Regions from separate parts of the Homo sapiens genome. Here all the other regions are linked to region 2. A link is a loop called in an ENCODE intact Hi-C map of the cell type or tissue named here. Cell type or tissue: A673. All regions are shown on one strand. Region 1 overlaps DIP2B (disco interacting protein 2 homolog B). Region 2 overlaps DIP2B (disco interacting protein 2 homolog B). Region 3 overlaps DIP2B (disco interacting protein 2 homolog B).

What was found. A loop is a pair of places that touch in the nucleus more often than their neighbours do. Peaks named below come from ENCODE experiments on the same cell type or tissue, not always from the same donor. Only the 100,000 strongest peaks of a DNase experiment are listed, where the experiment ranks them.
Region 1: a loop joins it to region 2, with 2.0 times the contacts of the local background. A loop is called at or near these places in 19 of 110 quality-filtered maps.
Region 3: a loop joins it to region 2, with 2.1 times the contacts of the local background. A loop is called at or near these places in 3 of 110 quality-filtered maps.

What each region holds. Positions count from the first base shown.
Region 1 is chr12:50,579,020-50,587,019 of GRCh38, forward strand. All of the region lies in intron 1 of DIP2B (disco interacting protein 2 homolog B), which reads left to right. Among named protein-coding and RNA genes, the nearest start is that of DIP2B, 78 kb to the left of the region's middle. RefSeq lists enhancers at 423-562, 963-1,162. In A673, no CTCF peak of the experiment used is centred here; no DNase peak of the experiment used is centred here; H3K27ac peaks cover 2,350 bases.
Region 2 is chr12:50,634,370-50,642,369 of GRCh38, forward strand. It overlaps DIP2B (disco interacting protein 2 homolog B), which reads left to right. Exons shown (of 38, transcript NM_173602.3): 3 at 6,355-6,483. Among named protein-coding and RNA genes, the nearest start is that of ATF1, 130 kb to the right of the region's middle. RefSeq lists an enhancer at 6,313-6,362. In A673, a CTCF peak has its summit at 3,714 (motif pointing left); a DNase peak (open chromatin) is centred at 3,732; H3K27ac peaks cover 2,052 bases.
Region 3 is chr12:50,730,514-50,738,513 of GRCh38, forward strand. It overlaps DIP2B (disco interacting protein 2 homolog B), which reads left to right. Exons shown (of 38, transcript NM_173602.3): 31 at 856-1,024; 32 at 1,853-2,023; 33 at 3,622-3,683; 34 at 4,560-4,617; 35 at 6,523-6,597. Among named protein-coding and RNA genes, the nearest start is that of ATF1, 30 kb to the right of the region's middle. In A673, a CTCF peak has its summit at 4,348 (motif pointing left); a DNase peak (open chromatin) is centred at 4,318.

The DNA of each region.
Region 1 (8,000 bases), 55 kb before region 2:
TAAAAGATATTGATTTTAGTACATCTTAATGCCTGAGTCCACATTTTTGTACAATTCTGTGTTGTGTCAAGGAAAAACATTTGTACAATTGTTTGAGAGTTGTGAGCTGACTTTTTAAACATCATTTCTACTTGAAAGAATAAATGAGAGATAAACTATGGTTATATATTTAGATTTGGATGTCAGCCAGATATTTTCTCAAAAATGAATGAAATGAGCCTGTTGCTGGCAGCATTTGTTGACAATTATAAGTTACAGTGAACTGATAGTGATTTTAAGCAAAAATAAAAATTTTAGAAAACCTGAATCTAGGTCAGGCACAATGGCTCACACCTGTAATCCCAACACTTTGGGAGGCCAAGGAGGGCAGATCACTTGAGCCCAGGAGTTGGACACCAGCCTGGGCAACATGGTGAAACCCCGTCTCTACAAAAAATACAAAATTAGCCAGGTGTGGTGGCAGGTGCCTGTAACCCCAGCTAGTCAGGAGGCTGAGGCAGGAAAATCACTTGAACCTGGGAGGTGGAGGTTGCAGTGAGCCGAGATCATGGCACTGTACTCCAGCCTGGGTGATAGAGTGAGACTCCGTCTCAAAAAAAAAAAAAAAAAAAAAAAAAAAAAAAAAATATATATATATATATATATATATATATATATATATATATATATATATATATATATATATATATATATATATATACATAGCTTCATGGACCCCTGTAATTTTGGAGAGACCCCCAGAAACTGTGGACCACATTTTTGGAGAACTGCAGATTGAAAGTAAAGTCATTTCTGACTCAACTGTATTTCCTTCTCACTTCCCTTATTTCTTCTCTTTGCCTTTACTTTTGATGAGATTGGCCTGGTAGGTGTGCTGATCTGGTATGGATACAATTCCTGGTCAGATCTCCACTTCTGACTGGCAGTCTTGGCACAGGCACTGGACAAATGCTGGAAATAACCATGGGCACAAAGGAGAAGACCAGTTCTTAGCTTAACCTAGACCTTGTGGGGCAAAAACAACAGGGAAGGGCCAACCTTGCTAACTTTGTTGGCTTGCTTGTGTGTACATTCAGAAATTGGTCATATCACGTGGACTTGAATCCACAGTGAGACATTAATTGTGAGTCAAGTACTTTCCTTCTGAAGAAGTCTTTAGGGCTCCAGGACAGGAGAGACTCTTAGGCTAAAAAGGGCCCTCCAGAGGTCTCAGCACTACACACTGTTGCCCCAAACCTTCTGAGTTATATCACAGTCATTTCATTCTGATTCATTCTAATTATCTCCAGGTAAAGGGCTCCAGTTTCCTGGCTTTAATAAGCCTTTGGAGTTAAGAGATTTTTCCTTATGAGTACTCCAGATGCCCTCTTTTATAATTTAAGCTAATTTCCTTTAATTTTATTTTTTAAAATAAAAATAGCCAAGAATGGTGCTCCTTATGCTTTTTCTTTATATTTTGCAGAAATTTTATTATCTATATTTTTACTCCAGTCTACTTTATCCTTTCTTTTCTTTTTCCTTTTTTTTTTTTTTTGAGACTGTGTCTCACTCTGTTGCCCAGACTAGAGTGTAGTGGCGTGATCTCGGCTCACTGCAACTTTCTTCTATTTTTAACCCAGTTCCTTCAGTTCAGTTGTTCTGAACTGAGGCAATTTTGCACCCCTCAACCGTCAGGGTACATTTGGCAAGGTCTAGAGACATTTTTGGTTGTCAGAGCTCTGGGTTGGGGGATGAAATTGCTACTGGCATTTAATGGGTAGAGGTCAGCAGAATTACTAATTGTTTTGTTACAGCAATACTTTCACACACTTTATGTTCAAATGATGGAAATATCCTACAGTGCACACAGCACCCTCCATCAACAAAGAATTATCTAGCCCAAAATGTCAACAATGCCAGCCTTGAAGGACCGACCCGGCTTTAGTCCTTCCTTGTAATTTGGTAGCTCTTTCTTAATGTTTTTTGCTGCATTATGAATTCAGTTTTACTTTGTATATTAACTAGAATTGTGGTTTTATTTTGGAGAAACTATTTTGTGTTCGGAATAACTAAATACATTTTAGAGGTCGCTCACTCTTTGGAATTCTGACTTACATTTGTGCTATAGGTCATGCCACATCATTACTTTCTGCATGTGAATGAGCACAACTACTTGATGACTTTCAAAAACACAGATTTCTGGCCCAATTGAGACTTTAAAAGAACTCTTCTGGAAATGCCTGTAATTAGCCAGATTTGGGAATCATTGAAACAGGAATTTATTCATAAGCTAAAAAATAGGCAGGCTTTTAAGACCGCTACTGCATAAAGAAAATGTCCTTTGTGGCTCTCAGAAATAATATCCACCCTCCTGGGCAACCAGTTCTGTCAGTAAAACCAGTCAGGTAACCATCAGGTTGGAGGCGCCCAATAGGAGTGTGATTCTTTCCGGCTGTATGCTGTACAGTTGACCTTGTTTGCCACAAATTAGGTTTCCAAAGAGGGAGAGTAAAAAGAAATGTGGAAGGGGGTAGAGGAGATTGCTAGTAGAATAAAATACTATTTACCATATACCCTAGGAGGGGCCTTACTCAGTGCTGATTTCTCCTCCATAGCGTCTACTTGCTACCCACATTCACCACAGTGGTAGGTGACCTTAAACACTACTTGTGGTGTACGTTATCGTGCCCAAGACAGTGGAGTCACCGGGCAGCACAAGGGATATCCACTCAACTCCTGCTGACTCAGGCATGGTTTGCTTGCCCTGTCCATACTTTACTTACTCTTGGCTGAAAGGAAAGTTAATGAAGATGAGCTCATTTGTTGCAGCAGTTTCATGAGGTATACAGTTAGAAATTTGTTGAGGAAGGGAAGAAAAGATAAATATCTTTTACTTTTTTCTTTTTTGCAGCCAGAATGTAGCCTTTAATACTGATTGAGGCAGAGCTCAGTGTGAGAGCTGTGCGAGCCTGCACTGAATCCTCGAGTTAGGCCCCCTTGTCTCAGGCAGCCCTGGACCTGGGCAGGCCTCCTGCAGAGAGGACACAGGGCATGGTGGAGCATGCTTGATCAAAGAGAAGGGCAGTAACTTTTTAGATGAAGTGAATTTTGTTTGGAAGGATAATAGCTTCTTTTTCTTTTTTTCTGTTTTTTTTTTTTTTTTTTTTTTTTGAGTGGAGTTTCGTTCTTTTTGTCCAGGCTGGGGTTCAATGGTGCGATCTCAGCTCACTGCAGCCTCCGCCTCCCGGGTTCAAGTGATTCTCCTGCCTCAGCCTCCAAGTAGCTGGGATTACAGGTGCGCACCACCACGCCTGGCTAATTTTGTATTTTTAGTAGAGACGGGGTTTCACCACATTGTCCAGACTGGTCTCGAACTCCTGACTTCAGGCGATTTGCCCGCCTTGGCCTCCCAAAGTGCTGGGATTACAGGCGTGACCCACCACACCTGGCCTAATAGCTTTTTTTTCTGATTAGTTATTAAGGAAGCAGAGTAGAATTCTATGAAACATTGTAATATTAGTTTATATTGGAAGTATAAAATAAATACTGGCTCCATCTTAGCCCTCTGGATTTCTTTTATTTTTGTTTTTACCCTTTTTAACGGAGATTTTCAAACATATACCAGAGTAGAACTGTATGGTGAATCTCCATGTACCCATCACCCACCAACAGCAGTGAAAACACATGACCCATCTACTTTCATCTGTGCCCCATCCACTTTTCTTCTCCTGCACCCTCCCCAGCCTCCAGTTATTTTAAAAACATATTTCAAGCATTAACGGATAATTTCACTTACAAGTACGTAAGCTAGTCAGTGGTCGTGTTTCCCCTGATGGTATGCACATTTTTTTCTTTAGTTAGTTGTCTGGTTTCTTTTTAAAAGATGGCTGATAATCAGATGATGTAATCAAATTTTGGGGGTGTGTGGGGTCTATAACATTCTGCTTTTTGTCAGGGGGGCATTTACCTAGATTAGAATTACAAAGATGATGTTACAAATCTAATTCTTGGTATAAATTTAGATAATAAAATTGATTGAAGGAAATGTTTACCGTATACACAAAGTGTTAGTAGGATTCCATGTAGACATAACCACAAGCCACAAATGGGCTTCATTGTTGCCTGGAAGCCCTACTGGTAAATTTGTTTCCTCATGTTCTGAGAGGACTATTACATATCTTTTCCTCAAACCCACACACATGTCCTTTATTCTCTTAGCCAATGGCCTTGTTTCATGCTTCTCTGATAAAATAGAAATCTTTCCAGAGTGATACCCTCATCTTCCCTCCACCACATCTACACGTTTTTTTTTTGGCAGCCAGACTCCTCTTCTATTGTGTCCCTCCAGTTGGTTATAGTGGTGGCGAGTACTTGTTTCATCTGAACCCCCACCTGTGCTTCAGTCCCTCCATTGGTGCTGAGCACCCCTACCTTCCCAAGGCGCTTACTGCTTCTGTGGTCTGCTTTCCTCCCCCATCTGCAGGTGCTGCTTGTCTCCCGGAGCATCCCTATTGATCATAGACAGATGTCCCGATGTAGGATTTTTTGACTTTACGAAGGTGTGGAAGTGATACAAATTCAGTACGGTCCTTTACTTACAGTGGGGTAACGTACTGATAAACCCATCCTAAGTTGAAAATACTGTAAATTGAAAACACACTTACAGTTCATGATATTTTCTATTTACGATGGGTTTATCTGCACATACCCCATCATAAATAAAAGAGCATCTGTGCAGATAACACTCTGGTGTACCCCCATCTTGAGAAATAATCCTTTATTAAATCAACCTGTCTCTCTAGTCAGTGACCCACTTTTTTCTCCCCATGACAGCACAACTCTTGGAAGAGTTGTCTACTCTTTCTTCCATTTCTTCTCTTCCAGTTTCTTTAGACCACTCAGTCCTGGCTGCCATCCTCACTGCTTCACTGAAACCATCCTTGTTGGAAGCACCAAGGTCCCCAGTGAGGGCATCCAGTCATTTTCTGTCTGCCTCACAGACCTATTCTCATTCCCTTTACTTCCATTGCCCAACCTCTGAATGCTGGAATGCCCTGGAGCTCAGTCTTGGGCTTCACTTCTCTTTATTTACACTCTCTCCCATGTGATTTCACCCACTTCCATGGCTTTAAATGCCATCTTTATGTGGATGATTTCTAAATCTATATCCACAGCCAAGGCTCATCCTCTAACTTCCACCTTGATATCAGTAACCTGTGACCCAGACCTCACAGGTACAGAGGCAAGTTCTGACTTTTTCCCCCTAGTCCTTTTTCATTTTAGCAAATGGACCCTAGTTTCTCATGCCTGAAACATGGGAGCCATCTTAAATTTTTCCCTGCCCCTGTCCAGCCCTTCAGCAGTTTTATCAGTTTCACCTCAGTACATATCTCAAATGCATTCACTTCTCTCCGTCTGCATTTCCACCACTAATCACCATCATTTCTCAACTAGAAAACTGCTAGAATTTCCTGATTGGTTTCTGTGCTTCCATTTTTGTCTCTTGTATGCTGTTCTCTTCACAGCAGGCAGAGTGTTCTATTAAAAATGTATTTGTTATTTATTTATTTTTTATATTTCTTGGAGACAGAATCTCACTGTGTGGTCCAGCCTGGAGTGCAGTGGTGTGATCTCACCTCACTACAACCTCTGCTTCCCGGGTTCAAGCGATTCTCCTGCCTCAGCCTCCTGAGTAGCTGGGATTACAGATGTGTGCCGCCACACCTGGCTTATTTTTGTATTTTTAGTAGAGATGGAGTTTCACCATGTTGGCCAGGCTGGTCTTGAACTCGTGACCTCAAGTGAGCTGTCCACCTCTGCCTCCTAAAGTGTTGGAATTACAGGCGTGAACCACCGCGCCTGGCCAAAAATGTTTAACCATATCATCTAACGCTTTGCTTAGTCCTTAATGGCTGCATTACATGTAGAATCAATTACGACTCCTTCAGGAACCTGCCTGCTTCTCCTGCTTCGTTTCTACCTTTTTTCCTGTCCCTCATTATGCTGTGGCTATACTTGTCCTCTTTCACAGCAGGATCTTTCATGCCCCAGGGCCTTGACACTTGCTGTTCCTTCTACATGGACTCTTCTGTTTCTGGCTCTCATCCTTATGCTTCAAGATGCAGATTAAATGACACTTCTTCTGAGAGCCTTTTTCTGATCACCCTTCCCAAAGTAGTGACTTATCCACCTCAATCTGTTCTTTGTCACATTATCTATTTTTCCAGCAAATATTGATTGAGTGCCTATTCTGTGCCCAGCACTGTTCCAGGCATTGGAAATAGAGCATTGGGCAAGGTAGACACACTCAGGAAGCTTATGTATAGTTGGGAGACAAACCACAGATAAATCGTGTGCTGACTGTGACCTGTGCCTTGTAGACAGATGAAGCGTGGGCTAAGGGGATGGAGGGAATTGAGGGGTAGCTGCTCTTCTAGTCAGAGTGGCCAGAGGAGGAGACATTTTGGCAAGGACTCCAATGAAGAGAGAGCATCATGTGAATGTTGGGGGGAAGAGTGTTCTGGCAAAGGAACAGCAGGTGAGGCCTCAAGGAGGAACAAGCTAGGTGCCTTAGAAGACTAGGTCAGTAGGTATGTGGCCAGAGTGGCATGAGGAAGAGCAGAGAGAACTGGCTGAGAAGTAGACAGGAGTCAGATCACTTAAGGCTTCCCAGGCCATGGTAAGGAGTTTAGTTTTTATTCAGAATGTGGGAAGTTTTGAGCAAGGTATAGACGTGATCTAATTTACATTTAAAAGGATCACTCTGTTATATGCAATTAATGCAGAGGTCAAGAGAAGACACAGAGAGACTCCCCAGAAGGTGACTTGCAGTCATCTAAGAGGATAACACTTTTGTCATTATCCTGGGCATTTACTTTTTTTCTAAAAATGAATGTATCTATCACTATAAGCTCTATAAAATCAAGGATCTTATCTGTCTGTTCACTGGAGTTCTTGATACCTAGCATAGTGCCACTTTCAGTGAATACTTTCAATTGAGTGAATGACCTGGAGGTTCCCACAAACACATGGCATTCTGAGAACTCATGCGTCCTAGATGTGGCCCATTTACTTTGTCTCAGGGCATTAGTCTTTTCATGTGTTCTGTTAATACAAGGGGATCAGACCTAGGAGGTGGTCTCTGAAGGCTCTGCCAGCCTCACTGTGGACAACAATATAGCTATTCCTGGTTTTACCAAAATGGTAAAAAAAATTACAAAGGAGGTGAGCATTCAAACAAAAATAAGATTTGCATTTAAAAAGTGATTTCAGCTAAAGTCCTGAGTAGAATGGATTGGAGGAGACAAGAGCCTGGGTTATTTGGAGGATGTAGAGAGGCAGGTCCAGGCAGATGACATGGGGCCTGGACTCAAGTGGCAGTCAAGGAGAATGCCCAAAAAGTGATGGGACTTTCCCAAACTTGTACAGAATTGAGGCTAAAACCTATACTCCCAGTTCCTAGTTCAGCACTTTTACTCTGATACTTTAAAAAAAACTTGAAGAAGTGAGTTTCTTAGAAAAGTTGTTGTAATGTATGCATATGCATAATGACAGTGATTTTACGTAAAACAAACAAACAACATTTTTTATTTGAGATGGAGTCTTGGTCTGTTGCCCAGACTGGAGTGCAGTGGTGTGATCTCGGCTCACTGCAACCTCTGCCTCCCGGGTTCAAGCGATTCTCCTGCCTCAGCCTCCTGAGTAGCTGGGACTACAGGTGTATGCCACCACGCCCAGCTAATTTTTGTATTTTTAGTAGAGATGAGGTTTCACCATGTTGGCCAGGCTGGTCTCAAACTCCTGACCTCAAGTGATCCACCCGCCTTGGCCTCCCAAAGTGTTGGGATTACAGGCGTGAGCCACTGTGCCCGGCAAAAAATTTTTTTAAATAAAAAGCTATTATAAACGTTTTGATCAAAATTTGCCCATATGAAAACATGTTTTTGCTTGTATATGCTTCTTTGGGTGGGTTCTCAAGACATCACCTGACTGTTAAACAGAAGAGGGAATGATATTTTCAC
Region 2 (8,000 bases):
TTAAGATACTTTGGATACAAGTAACTGATAATTCCAGCTAGCTTTAATAGAAAAAGAGTTCATTCTAAACTTACAGGGGTTACTGACAAATCTAAGGACAGTATGTATTTACTGAGTGCCTACTGTGTTCCAAATACTGTTTCGACACCAAGGAGACAGCATGGGACAAGACACTGCCCAGAACCTACCTGGCTTGCTCCGTCACTCTACTTAGGGGTTTGTTCAATTAGGGAAGTCCTGGAGAGGCCCTCCTTGACCAGCCCTATAAATAGTCCCCACTTCCATTATCTGAGTTGCATTTTAAAAGAGCTGTCTTTGGCCATCCCATAGATTGTGGCCTGTTTGTGTGTCTTATTCACCTACTGGAGGAACATTATTTTTTATTTTTTTTTATTCTTCATGTCCCCAGTTTCTAGCATTAGTGCCTGATATATAGTAGATGTTCTATAAATGTTTGCACAACTAAAAAGAAAGAGCATTTAGAATTTCTGGCATTTTCTTGAGTAAACATCTATGAAGATAAAAGTGTTAGGTAATACAAGAAGCAGGGCACTCTACACATTATAGAGTGGTCTCTTGTAGATTGATCCTGGCAACTTGTTTCCACCCTCAATAGATCTTTTAATATAGACCTACTAAAACCTCAAGAGGCTGTGCAGAGTATATCAATTCTCAAATGATATTCTAGCATTTCTTTAATTTTTAAATGAAGTTGGTACATCTATTTTAAATAGTACTACAAGATTTATAACAACAGAAATGAGCAGAAAGAAAAGGAGAGGCAGGATACTGCTCATTCTGTTTTGTCTTACTGTATTTGAGATTATTTGTGACGTTTGTGTGTTTGATTTTCTTCATCCTGTGACTTACTTCGTCTTTCACTTCATTTTTGAAGTGAATTGTGTTTATCTCCTGCTTCAGAATAAGATCTTACCTTTCACATTTTCTTTCTTGACCTATATGTTTCTGCATTGTTTTTCCCCCAGATTCCTGCCTACTTATTTTTTAGGGATAAATAATAAGTTTATGAAGATAGTTATTAATATTTGTTGATGTTCTTTAGCTTGCCTTGATAAGAAGTTCTGGTCACCCAAAGGTTTTTCCCAAACGTGGCTTCCTTTTGTGATTGCTGCTTGCTGTGCTGAGTGGCAGTCCCCGGTGTTCCAGTTCCTATAAGTACACTGCACTTGGCAGCTGCTTCGTGCTCCTTTCATCGCAGTTCTTCTAGGTTCAGTCCTGCCTTTGAAGTTGTTCAAGGGTGCGAGTGTGACCAAGTTAAAATGAAACAAAGGAAAACCCTTGTGTTTTATTCTCTCTCTCAAGCCTCTAATAATGCCTCCTGGAGTAGTCTGTAACCCTATTTTCCTTAATGTCCTTGTGTAAGTATATGAAGATAATGAGAGGCACACATTTTTGCATACAACTTATATGAATTGGAGATACACAAATAAGCAGGATTTTTAGGTAAACTTTAAATGGCTATCTCAACATTTTTGTGTTTATTTTTTCCGAGCAACTACTATTATTGGTGGAGGTGAGGAGACAGACAAGATCTTAATTATTTATTTTAATTAAAATACTAAATGCTTGCAATATGAAAGACCAAGGACCAGTTACTATAGGAGATACAAGATGCTTAAGACCAGCCTCTGACCTCAAGTTATTTACACTATAGCAGGAGAGATGACAGTTACACAAATGAGGATCATAAAAGAGAGTAGAATAAGTACTGTAAGAGAGCTCTAAACAAAGTAGCGTGGAAATTCAAAGGGACGTGAACTTAAAACCAGTTTTTGAAATCAGGAACAGCATTTTGGAATGCCACAGAACATTTCCAATTGTAAATACTCGGTAGGCAATGTGCCTCTGTGTATGTATGTATGCATAGGGTTTGAGGAGTGGAATCTATTTTGTTTTATGTGTCTCATTTTGATTTAAAAGTTCCTTCCCAAATGAGGCTCATAGCATAATGGAAAGAACATAGAATCTTTTTTCCAATCCCCATTCTGCTTTCATTTGTTTGGTTTGGATGGTATTGGAATCACTATGAATTGGAGCACACATTGCAATTATATCTGCCCCCGTATATCTCATCAGAAGGAAGTCCAGTATTTTCCTCTTGGGGCTTCTTTTTCCTCCTAAATTGTCTGAGAACCCTCAGGGATTATATAGGCAGTGCAAAAGGAGAGGTAGTAGATCCAGCTTTCACACCCAAAGGGGAAAGATCCCCACAGTCTGCTGTTTGCTTTCCATCATCTCACAGGGTGCTGCTGAATAACTGGTCCTCACTGTGTGACCAGCCAGTAATGCTGAGCCTGTTCCCTGCATCGGCTACTCTGATGCATCATGGAGGAGGAGCCAGGTACTCTACTTGGACTCCCGGAGCAGAGCTCCTGGTGTTGGCTCTTTTAGCCTCATGCACTGTCATTTTCCTGATGTCAAGTGGCCAAGGAAGCTCTGGGTCAGGATCTGTTCAGACACCTACCACTTTACAGACCTGGAGCTCCCAACCCGCTCTCCTTACAGAGTCTACCCCTGGAAAACAGGCAGGTGGCCCCTTTTCCAGACTCCAGACACTAGCACTCTCGTTCCTCTCTTGCCTTCTCTAGGCGGTGAGGTTAATCACCGACCCTTCAAAGGAAGACTGTCCTCAATTACTCACAGCTGCTCTAGCCTCTCAATCAAGAGGCTAGATTGATTGAGCCTTCTTGGATGGGGTGGGAGTGAGGGCCCTATAATGATTCAAGGTGATTATTGGTTCCCTCTCACTGTGGAAAAATCTGTAACGGGCATCCTGCTTCATTAATAGTATCTATCACATGGTGCTGTTGTGAAGACATAATGAGATGGTAATAGGCAAGAGCCATGGAAATATTATTATCATTGATATTCTGTCATTTCCTGTAAATCCCTTCAAAGGCTGCCCACTCGGCTTAGGACAAGTGACCTGATGCCACTTTTCTAGTCCAGTCTCATTTTGTAACACTCTACCCTTTTGCTGTATCTTTAGCCTCACTGGTCTTAGACTTGCCAAGGCTTTTCTCCCTCACTGGGCTTCTACAAACACCATGCTTTTGAATAAAGTGGCTTTTCCTTCTCTCTGCCTAGTTAAGTTTTGCATCACTGTCTCCTTTCAGCAGACATTCATCTTCCCTGAAACTCTAATACAAGTTAAATCCTTATTATGTGGGCTGGGAGACCCTTGTTCTTTTCCTCCTTAGCATGTATCACAAGGTCAAAGGTATACATATGGTGACCACTTGTTTAATGTGTTTCTTCTCTGGACACTAGCACCAAGAACAGTAGGCATGTCTGCTCTGTTCACCTCCCAGAAGTTGAACTATTAGGTTCCTTGGTTCTCAGAGCCCATCCTGTTTCACTCTGTTACTCTTGCAGGTGAGAATATCTGTTAAATCATAAGCAGAATTAAAAGATAACATGTGGAGGCTGGTGGCTTCCTTCCATCTTCCTGAGTGGAAATGTGTAGTTTTTTGCTACTAAATACCATTTTTTTCAGATTATCATCCTTACCATATTCAAACAATAGAAACATATTAGACTCTGATGTATTTTTCTGCCAAGGAACAATAACTTACATACATATTGATCATTGAGAAGGAAGGCTTTATGTTTTTGAACCTAAAATGTGTACTTTTTATTGTTACTAAACCTTTTAACATCATCACTATTTAAACATAATGGTGACCTCTAGTGGATATTCTGCATAACAGACTGAAAGATCAGAAACCCCCGAACTGAAGCTCTTGCTTTGTAATAATCAGCAAGTTGTCTTTTTCTTCGGATCTCTGTTTTATTTTGTGCTAGAATTTAGAAGTCATAAAGAAGACTTAATTTGTGAGTCTGGCAGCTTCCATTCCAGCACGTATTTGTATTGTCTTTTAGAATTTGGTTTTATGCGTAATTCATCCTATAAGCAGAACAATGAAATTGTAAAGAAATAGAGTACCTCAATCCAAATACCTTTGGGATTTTTATGTCCCACCTGACCCTTATAATTGTATATAAATAGTTTTTACATACAGTTATAATTATATTGTGTACATAATATTTTGTGTTCTTTTATCACTTGGCATTACTTTATTTGGACTGAAGTATCTGCATAGTCTACATATTTTTCATTTGTAATGGCATATAGTATCTCATTATGTTGATACATGTAGTTAAGTTTCATCTTTGCTTTTAGCTTTTCTTTACCATGGCAGTGAAACTGTGTATATCTTATTCAAAACACAGGAATCTGTATTTTAGCACCCCAGGTAATTTCTGAGATCTAGTTGGAGTGTGAAACCATGGTCAGGGAATGATTCACCTTGAGGCAGCATCTTGCCTGCCCAGCTGACATTACATATGCTGTTAAATAATGTCCTGCTGTCCTCCCATGCCCCCATACTCCTTCCCACCTCTTTTTGATGAGGCCTGAGGTATGGGTTGAGTAGCCCTTATCTGAAATGCTTGGGACTAGAAGTGTTTCAGATTTTTTTTTTTTGGAATATTTACATTATATACCAGTTGACCATCTGAAATCTGAAAATTGGCAATTAGAAATGTTTCAAGGAACATTCCTGTGAGCATTAGACAGGAGCTCAAAAAGTTTCGGATTTGGGTATTTGGGGTGTTCAACCTGTATGTTGTTTTCTGCCCCCATTCGTGATAAATCACTGCCCTTGCAAGTGAGCCAAGGTGGGAATAAGTCTCCACAATTTTTTTTTTTTTTTTTGAGACAGAGTCTTGCTCTGTCACTCAGGCTGGAGTGCAGTGGCACGATCTTGGCTCACTGCAACCTCTGCCTCCAGGTTCAAGTGATTCTCCTGCCTCAGCCTCCCCAAGTAGCTGAGACTACAGGCGTGAATTTGGGCAGGGCTAATTTTGGTGATTATTTTGCTCTATATGGTTGCCAACTGAGGTCATTCAGTGGTTGTCTTCCCCCTCACCTAGTAGATGGGCTGCTCTGGACAGTCCAAGATGGCTCATTCACATGTTTGATGCCTTGACAGGGCAGGTGGATGGCTGGGCTCAGCCGGAACTATTGACTAGAGCCTCAACACATGGCCTTTCCAGCATGCTACCTGCTTTTTTTTTTCTTTTTAAATGATATAACATTGTCATTATGAATCTCAGTTCCTGTAATACTCTGATGCTATCAGTCTTTACTGGGCTGTGTGGCACTGTTGCTTGTACTCCCCAGACCGCTGCTTTGAGTCTTTTTTTTTTTTCCTTAATTTTTTTGCTTTATAGGCTGATTCTCAGCTGGGATCTGGAGCAGTACATTTGCTGTGTAGGTGACATCTTAATATATTAGGCATTTAATTTGCTATGTGTAAGCTGCCTTGCTGGGCATAACCGGGTGCTATTTCAGAAACTTAAGCCTTAAGGAAATCCTGCAATATGTGACAACATGGATGAACCTGGAGGACATTATGCTGAGGAAAATAAAGCAGTCACAGAAGAACAAATACTGCATGATTCCACTTATATGGGACATCTAAGAGAGTCAAGCTCATAAAAGCAGAGAGTAGAATGGTGGTTGCCAGGGCATATAGGGAGCAGGAAATGAGGCATTGCTGTTCTGCAGGTATAAAGTTTCAGTTATGCAAGATTAGTAAGTTCTGCTTTATAACATCGTGCCTTATTAATACTAATAAGATATTAATACTACTGTATTTTACACTCAAAATTTTGTTAACGTACATCTCGTTAAGTTTTTTTATTGTAATTTTTTTTAAGAAACAGATTTGGAATTAATCATTTGAGATAAAAAGGCAGGAAAACATCAGAACTTAGTGTTTTTCTGTTTATTTACCCCATCCCCATATTCTTGATAAGACAGTACATTTTGGGAGGGGAGAGTATGGGGACAGGGTAGGGTCAGTGATGAGTCCAGTTGGAAGAGGGGCTAATAGACTTGACTTGAAGCTGTGCTGCATAATCACCCTGTTTTTGCTTGTATTATGTTTATCTGGAGTGACTGACGGTATGGTAGCTAAGGCTCCCCAAGCTATTCGTTGTCTCACTGTTTAGGATTGGGGATCATATGCAGTCAACTCCCCATCAGTACTGCCTCTCCTTGGAGTCTCTGGAATGGCCTTTTAATTTACATTTGTCTTCTTGCTATTCCTCTCCTATCAACCTGTTGACATTTAAGGCTCTAAGATGATATTTTTTAGTTTGGATGTCTTTGCATCATATTTATGTATTTATATTGAAACTCTAACCCTTTACTGTAGATGGGGTAATAGTACCTAGCTCAGAGTATTGTGAGAATGCTTAAAGTGCTTTAGAAAATGTTAGCTATTACTGTTACTGGATAACCATCTTTTAAACTTCCTTTTTTAGAAACTGATTCAGCAGTACAGAAAGAACTTAGAAACCAGACACCTGCTCCATCTGCAGCTCAAACTTCTGCTCCCTCTAAGTACCACCGAACTCGATCTGGGGGAGCCAGGGATGAACGATATCGATCAGGTGAGGAGAAGCTGCAGAATGGCCAGCTGAATCGTTTTCCTAACAGTAGTATGAACTGTGTATCCTGAGAGCTTCTAATACTTGTCTTTTTTTTCCCTATGAGGCACCAACAGTTTTATATTAACTCATTCACCAATCATTTATTTTGTACCCTACTATGTATCAGGTATAGTAGGTACTCAATAATTTGCTGGAAATGGAACAGCACATAAGACTGTTTCCGGCTGGGCGATGTGGCTCACGCCTGTAACCCCAGCACTTTGGGAGGCTGAGGCGGGCAGATCACTTGAGGTCAGGAGTTTGAGACCAGCCAGGCCAACATGGTGAAACCTCGTCTGTACTAAAAATACAAAAATTAGCTGGGCATGGTGGTGGGCACCTGTAATCCCAGCTACTCAGGAGGCTGAGACAGGAGAATCACTTGAACCTGGGAGGTGGAGGTTGCAGTGAGCTGAGATCCCACCACTGCACTCCAGCCTGGGCAACAGTGAGACTGCATCTCAAAAAAAATAAAGACTGTTTCTGCCCTTAAGGAATGTAACAGTTTAAGAAGAGAACCAGACAAGCATACAAGCACAAAGGCCATGTGAATAAATAAGTAAATAAGAAAGTGAAGGGTTGGGTCTTGTGGGTGGTACTAGGAGACCTCAGTGGATTCTATTGGAAGAGGCAGGCCCTTCTGTGTTTGCCAGAGTTGTTGCATAACTAGTCTCTCTTAATTGATGGAGCTGAAAGAAAACTCACAATGAAATTTCAAATTAGTTATTTCTTCTAACCCAAGAAGTACCCACAGGAAGGGAAGGAGCAAGGTGTGCCTGCATGGCAGCGGGAGCATGCTCCTGCTTGTACTGTGCTTGGGACCACCTGGCGGCCAGTACCAGGTGTGTGGCTTTGATAAGCAGAGGAACGACTGGTAGATCCCTAGAGCACGTGTGGTGCAGCAGGCCCTTCCCATGCCCACTTCCTGTCCGCTGCACCAAGAGTAGTCTCTGCAGCACATTTCTTGTTTTAAGAAGTGGCAGAATTAAGCAAAAAGACTAATGGGGATATTATTTATTTTCTTCAGATTTTTGTCTTCTTTGTACTGACCAAGGTTGCCTTAACATTTTCTTGAACTGAAAAACACAGTCTATATCACATCCTCTCAAAAACTGCTTTAGAGAAAATGAGAAAAGGACACAGTTGAAGAGCTACATCAGCTATTTTGTGAGCTGATTTTACTAGATACATATTTTCACACACAGAAGGAGAAAAGGATGAGAAATGTTCAGTCGGGAAAAAAAAAATAGAGGTTGTAATTTTATACCTAAACTGGTCTTGAGTGATAGGAGAGGCTTGCTCAGAGAACAAAGACATCCAAGCTGAGTCATGGCAGACAAACAAGAGTTAGCCAGGGAAATAGTGTTCAGAACTTAGAATGCAAGGGTCAGAAAGAGGTGGGAGATGAGGCTAGAAAGATTACCAGAGACCAGATCTTGTGGGATCTTGAATGTCACTGAAGGATTTTCAGCAGAGCA
Region 3 (8,000 bases), 96 kb after region 2:
GGACTACAGGTGTGTGCCACCACGCCTGGCTAATTGTTAAAAAAATTTTTTTTGTAGAGGCATGAGTTTTGCTCTATTACCCAGGCTGGTCTTCACCTTCTGGGCTCCAGCGATCCTCCCATCATGGCCTCCCAAAGTACTGGGATTACAGGCGTGAGCCACCGTGCCTGGCCACTTGAATACTATTAATATTTCTGATCGCTTCAAACATGCTGTAATTATCGGCCTTTGTAAATGTTGTTCCTCTGCTTAGAACACCCTCACTACCGTCCCCACTTCTTCTGGCCACTGCCAAATTCATACTCATTCTTCAAGCTGCAGCTCAAGTGTCACCAGCTCAGTGAAGCACTACCACTCCCCTACCCTGGCTTATCGAGCTTGAATGAACTGCTCTTTATTCTGTGATGTCAGTGTTCTTGATTCACATCTCATATTCAGAGCATCAATAAAATGGCTATAAACATCTTTAAAAGAAACCATAGGAATAAAATCCAGTCCACACATAAGGTTTCTGAATAGAAAGAGGAAAAAATGCTACTCCATCAGGGTTTTAAAGATTAGTTATTAGGAATTACCTTTCCAGAATGTTTAGTATCATCTTGACCATATTAATTAGCTTGAGGGCAGCTGTAAGAATGTTATGTAGACTTAAGTGACCTACCACAGTCTGCTTTATTTCATAGTTGCTCCTTTTGCGAGTTGCATAGGAACAAGACTGATTCTTAGAGCTTTATATCTCATATGTCCCTACACTGTCCTTTACACTCAGTAAATATCTGTGGAATTGGTGGGGTTCTGAAGCATCAGGTATCCAGGATGAATTGATGATTCCAGCTCTTGTCTCTTTCACTGCAGTGTCTATTCAGGCCACCAGTCTGTCTTAATTCCTCCTATGGAGTTAGAGAACAACCTTTTCCTCTGGCTCTCCACAGTCAACCAGTACAAAATAAGGGACACTTTCTGCTCCTATTCAGTGATGGAGCTCTGCACCAAAGGTCTTGGGAACCAAGTGGAAGTGCTAAAGGTAAGAAGCAGCTCCAGCAGGTGGCCAGTCCCAAAAGGTTCTGAAGAAATGCGCCAGGACGTAACAGGGCCAGAGCAGGGGCTAACAGACATGTTTGCTTGCCTTTTTCAAGTCACTCAGTTAAAAAAGGGTGTATTTTAAACTTTGGCAAGTTTATCTCTTCCACCTTCCTAATTTAGTGCACTCTTCCACAGTTTAATATGATTCTTACTTTGTGGACAAGAAGCGGAAACTGGTTGGGAGGCTAACTGGAAAGACTTTATGTAAACATAAAAGGGAACTGTGGCTTCCAATACTTTTTTTTCCTAATAGAATTTGAAACCTCAAAATATTAGGAATTCAGAATATCTCCAAAGATAAGGGTAACTCATTGATTCATGTGTGTGTCAAATGATGATCTGTCTGACTTGCAGATGAGAAAGTCAGAAGATACTGAATTTTCTTTGATAGAAAAATATCTTTGGAATGCAAAAAGAGATGAGATTAGATCGCCAGAGTTCTAGATTAATTTTTCTCTCAGTCTCATCAAATAGGGGGACATCTAAGGTACAGAAATGAGGAGGGATAAAAACATTGCTGAAGAGCCTTAGATTTTTAGAAGAAAGAGGAAAGAACTAGAGAATGAGCAAATTTACCAGCAGATAGTGATTTTAATGGGATGCCTTGTCCGTTTCTTCTTTTCTGAAAGCTGCTTTTTTCTCTGTGTGCCTGAGGTGAGAATACACAATTGCTTGGCTTTTCCTGACCAAGGAGCTAGAACAGTGGCCTTACCTGTTCAGTTCTTTTATGATCCTACTGACTTGGCTCCCATATAATGGTGTCTTGCAGACCAGAGGGATCAACCTCTCCTGCGTCCGGACCTGTGTGGTGGTGGCGGAGGAGAGGCCCCGCGTTGCACTCCAGCAGTCCTTCTCTAAGCTCTTCAAAGACATCGGGCTGTCCCCGCGGGCTGTCAGCACCACTTTTGGATCAAGAGTCAATGTAGCAATATGTTTACAGGTGACCCTCATGAAATCTTGTCTGTTGACAAATGGGAGAGGAATATGGAGTATCCCAGAGCATGGGCTTTGGAGCCAGGCTGCCTGGGCTTGGGCCCCAGCCGCACTTACTTGCTTTGGAACTTCGGGCTTTTAAATCTCGATTTCTTTGTGTCTCATTTTGCTCATCTGTAAGGTGAAGGTAGCAGTACTGTGCTTCCCCAGGCAGCTTGCACAATCACTGAGCTGCCAACTCGGAGTTCTTGGAGCAGTGCTGACAGTGAGCGCAGTGTTGGTGTTTACTTGAGTCATCGTCGTGTGGTCATGATGACGAGTCACAAAGATTTGAGTCCTATTTGGATTTTACTTGTATCTGACCTGTTTTTCCTTTTTCTTTTTTTTTTTATTTGAGACGGAGCCTTGCTCTGTCACCCCAGCTGGAGTGTAGTGGTGCAGTCTCAGCTTACTGCAACCTCCACCTCCTGGGTTCAAGCGGTTCTCTCACGTCAGCCTCCAGAGTAGCTGGGATTACAGGCGTGTACCACCACGCCCGGCTATTTTTTGTATTTTTAGTAGAGACAGGGTTTCGCCCTGTTGACCAGGCTGGTCTCAAACTCCTGACCTCAAGTGATCCAGCCGCCTCAGCCTCCCAAAGTGCTGGGATTACAGACATGAGCCACCGCGCCCGGTCTGACCTTCTGTTTTTCTGTCTCTATATTCTATACCATTTTTTTTCTTTCTTTTTTTTTTTTTTTTTCCAAACAATAACCTTGTATTCTCTTCTCTACCCAGATGGCAACTTTGTCATGTTATTCTTGATGGGTAAATAACAGAAAAGGGACTAGAACTGAGACTAATTTTATGTATTAATGTGTAATAAGGCAAATATAGCGCCAGGTGTGGTGGTTCATGGCTATAATCCCAACACTTTGTGAGGCCAAGGCAGGAGGATTGCTTGAGCCCTGAAGTTTGAGACCAGCCTGGGCAACATAGTTGAGACCTCATCTCTCCCCTACCCCCACCACTCACCTGCAAAAAATATAGATGGGCTTAGTGGTACATGCCTCTAGTCCCAGCTACCTGGAAGTCTGAGGCAAGGGGATTGCTTGAGCCCAGGAGGTTGAGGCTGCAGTGAGCTGTGATTGTACCGCTGCACTCCAGCAACCTGGGCAACAGATTGAGACCCTGTCTCTTAAAAAAATAATAAGGCAAATATAGGCATGGACAAAGTGAGTGAAAGAAGATAGCACACATGGGTGGATTATTTCAGGTCTTCTGTGACCTTCTTCTTTCAGAAGGGTCTTGATGGTTTAAACTTGAGCCCCATCATAGCCCTCTTGCTGTCACTGTGGCCAATACTGGTTTTGCAAGTCCCTGGGTTGCCGACCTGTGTCACCTCTGCTTTGAATCCAGGGATGAAAGCCCTCCTCAGCATGGAAATGTTTCAGTGCTGCCACAGTCCCCGTGATAAGAGTGAGAGCAGGGGGCCTACTCTCAAGGGGAGGAGAGGTGAAAAGAGTGTGGATTTTTCATGTATATGGCTAAATTATTTCTTGGTTTGAAAATGTGAAATACAGTTTATCGAAATTCTAAACAACGCATTGATTTGTCTTTCTTTAGGGAACCTCAGGGCCTGATCCGACTACTGTGTATGTGGATCTGAAATCACTAAGACATGACAGGTACAACAGATTTATTAATGCTCCTTTCCTACTAGTTCCTAAGCATAACAAATTCGGAACCTCAAAGCCAGCATTTTCCCTCATTCCTTTTGTTCATATATTCCAGGAGGGGAATGGGAAGAGGGAAGGAATTTGTTTTTATCATTAATACATAAGATTTACATTTATAAGAAAGCTTTAATTCTCTCAGTTGCTACACTGTTCTTTAATATTAAAGTATAATAGTTATTGCCCATATAAAAGTATTTTGTGACATTTGATATAAATTAAACTAAAATGGATAGTCTCTTTCCTCTAAGAGTTTAAAAATAATAGGACAGATAAGATAAATGAGTCAGAGTAGGGTTTTTGAAACAACACTTTATCTGAGCCCCATGGGTAAAAGCCTGCCTCCTTAGCCCAGAAGGGAATTTTAGCTGTGTCCGGCAGTGAGCGCTGGCCCAGGGCTCTAAGACTTCTCTTCCCAAGCCCCACTACCCTGGATGTGTTATCTGGAGTGCCCCACTGCACTGACCTAGCCTGCATAGGTGGAACATCTCTCTCATGCAGCAGTTTGAAACCTGGGAAGATTTTGCCACCCTAGAGGAGATTTGACAATGTCTGGAAACATTTTGGGTTGTCATAAAAGGGGGCTTGCTACTGACATCTAGTGGGCAGAGGCCAGAGGTGTTGGTAAACACCGCAATGCACAGGATAGCCCCTTTCAACAAAAAATTATCTGGCCAAAATGTTAGTAGTGCTGAGTTTGAGAAACCCCTCTGTAGTATGAGGAAGAGAGACAAGTTAGAGGTTGTGGGAAGGCAGCACCGAGCTGCAGGAACATGGCGACTTCTCCTCTTAAAAGCCCTATATATAGTAAATACCGTTCTTCTGCAGGGTTCGTCTCGTGGAACGTGGCGCCCCTCAGAGTTTGCTTCTCTCAGAGTCTGGAAAGGTAATTTGTTCTGTTGACCATGGGGAAGGTGGGCTGTGTGGAGAAGTGGTTCAGTTTAAAGAAACCAGAAGCCATATAATATATTAGTGTCCAGGGCAAGCCTTAATTGAAATCTGGAGATAATTTCAGCTTGGCTAATACTTTCAAATTCATATGGGTACATAGATAAGAAGAATAGTAAATTTGAACTCTCTTAATTTCCATCGATTTTTAAAAATCCAACTGACATGTTATTCTTATTGACAGACCAGCAAAATGCAGTGCTCATTGTATGAAAGGTGGATAGAAGAGCTGGTTCTATGTTTTTTTTTCATGGTTTTTTTTGTTTTTTTGTTTTTTGTTTTTTGTTTTTTTTGAGATGGAGTCTCACTCTGCCACCCAGGCTAGAGTGCAGTGGCGCGATCTCGGCTCACTGCAACCTCTGCCTCCCAGATTCAAGGAGAACTTGCCTCAGCCTCCGAGTAGCCGGGGTTACAGGCACCTGCCCCCACGCCCAGCTAATTTTTGTGTTTTTAGTAAAGATGGGGTTTCACCATGTTGGCCAGGCTGGTCTTGAACTCCTGACATCAGGTGATCACCTGCCTCGGCCTCCCAAAGTGCTGGGATTACAGGCATGAGCCACTATGCCCGGCCCGGTTCTATCTTACAAACGTCACAAGGAGAAAGCTAGGAGAGGCCGAGATGGGAGTGTGGTTTAAGGTCAGGGAAGACACACATGCATTTAAAGTTGAAAGGAAAATAAAAATGGGGATGAGATTAAAGATATTTGAGAGTTAACATCTGTGGGAGTAAGATTTCTTAGATTAGAATGAGGCTATAAAACGTCAAAAGAGAGATTTAGTGAGAAGCAATTTACTAAGGATGATAGGAAACCCACATGCATTGTCAAGACAAGTGGGAATTTCTCTGCCCTTTGATGAGATAATGATGATACCTCAGAATCCTGTCTAGTAATTCTGAAGGGCAGTGAAAAAATTGTGGAGGGAAAAAAAGAATCCCTGCCAAACCTACTTGGTGGTGTATCACCCCATGGGGCGCTTACTCCAGTCTCACTTTCCGTTTGCATCTGCGAGCAGAGGGGGATTTGGCTGATTTTGTCACTGCCTTGTCACATCTTCACTTGCCTCAGCAGCCAAGCACACCTCACGAGCATTAGCCTGTGCCCACCCTGGACTAAGGGAACCGTCTCATCTCTTCCTTGAGGTTTTAGATGTTTGCACCCAGATAATTATTGAGGGCTTCTCAAGTAACCTCATACTTTAGAAACCCAAGATAAAAAGGGAGTTTGAAGGGGGCAGAATATGGGTAACCAGAGAGGCCCTTCTTTTGTTAGAATGGCTGAGCCATTCCCTCAGCCAGCGTATGTGTCTTCCTTTTCCTTCCTGAGGAAGATCCTAGGGTCAAGGATATCCTTCTGTCCTGCAAAGCTGCTGCTGTCCTCTGTCACTCTTCACATTCCTCCAACTCTAGCACCAGCTGGAGTCTGGAGTGGAGTGACTTAGGCTGTCCCTGCCTGCTGCCCTTTCTGTTTTAAAGGGTTTCACTGCCATCATTCCAGTGAATGAGAAAGAACATGAAAAGGGAAAGGTTATTCTACAAATTCTACTGTTAAGGTCCTGATCTGCAATTTCTCATCCCTTTGAAGAGATGGCAGACTGGCTCCCATTTTATTTTTGAGGCTGAGTTTTATTAGACCTTTCGTCTTCAATGAACTGAGGAAGGTTCAGTGAGAGCAAGACACAAGGTCTCTGCCATGATCCCCTCAGGGTAGCTGCTGTGATGCCGCTACAGCTGGCTCGCCATGTGTGCCTCTCTCACCTCTCCAGCAGGTAACTAACCGTGCGTTTCCTGGAGGTCATTAGATTTCACTGAACTCAATCTTTGTATTTTCCCTTTGATTCTTAGATTTTACCTGGAGTGAAAGTGGTTATTGTTAATCCTGAGACCAAAGGGCCGGTTGGAGACTCTCACCTTGGAGAGGTTTGTAATAATTTTCATTTTTACTCTGAAAAGTCAGCAGTAAAAATCTCTAGGGTTCACATTTTAGAAATCAGTAAAACTGTGGATTTAGCTTTCCCCCGTTGTGAATGGAGTTAATTTTTTTCTGTAAGGCATGAGACTGAAATTGACAGAAGAGGGAGATTGAAACTGGGATCCAGGGAAGATTTAGGCACCCAAACTGGAAATGGTACCAGATTTGTCCACTGACATGCCCTTAGCTAGAAAGGAAAGTGAGCAAATCCTACATATTCCCACCTATTAAGGTATGAAACTGAAAGGAGTCACATACTTACAAATTTTTAAGGTCATTCAGATGTTATATTGTATTCTAAAATGTATCCATGTTTGCATTAACAAAAAAATTCTAGGCCCAGCCCTTTAACAAAAAATATTTATATATAAATACATATTATTTGTATATAAGTATATAAAAATTAACTATATAAAATAGTTAATTTTTCTTCCCCCAAATCTTTGTTTTTGTTTGTTTATTTGAGACAGTCTCACTCTGTTGCCCAGGCTGGGCTTACTGCAACCTCCGCCTCCCGGGTTCAAGTGATTCTTGTGCCTCGGCCTTCCCAAGTAGCTGGGACTACAGGCACGTGCCACCATGTCTGGCTAACTTTTTGTATTTTTAGTAGAGATAGGGTTTTACTATGTTGCCCAGGCTGGTCTCGAACTCATGAGTTCAGGTGATCCGCCTGCCTTAGCCTCCCAAAATACTAGGATTACAGGCATGAGCCCCCATGCCCAGCCTCCCCAAATCTTTGAAGGATGCTGATATTTCATTACGTAGCTGAATGGGAGGAGTCCTGTAAGTGCAGGAGCCAGATGACCTCGGCTCTGCCACTTACAAGCTTCTCAGTATTGGACAGGTTAATTTCTTGGGGCCTCAGTTTCCTCATCCATAAATAATAATAGCACTGGTGGCCGGGCGCAGTGGCTCACATCTGTAATCCCAGCACTTTGGGAGGCCAAGGCGGGTGAATCACGAGGTCAAGAGATCGAGACCATCCTGGCCAACATGAGGAAACTCCGTCTCTACTAAAAATACAAAAATTAGCTGGACATGGTGGCGTGTGCCCGTAGTCCCAGCTACTCAGGAGGCTGAGGCTTGAACCTGGGAAGCAGAGGTTGCAGTGAGCCGAGATCACGTCACTGCACTCCAGCCTGATGACAGAGCAAGACTCTCAAAAATAATAATAATAATAATAGCACCATCCAGGTGCAGTGGCTCAGGCCTGTAATCCCAACACTTTGGGAGGCTGAAGCAGGAGTTTGAGGCCACTCCACTTTGAGGCCAGGAGTTTGAGGCCAACTGGGCAACATAGCAAAGACCCCATCTCTACTTCGAAAAATTTTTTTTTTCTGAGACAGTGTAT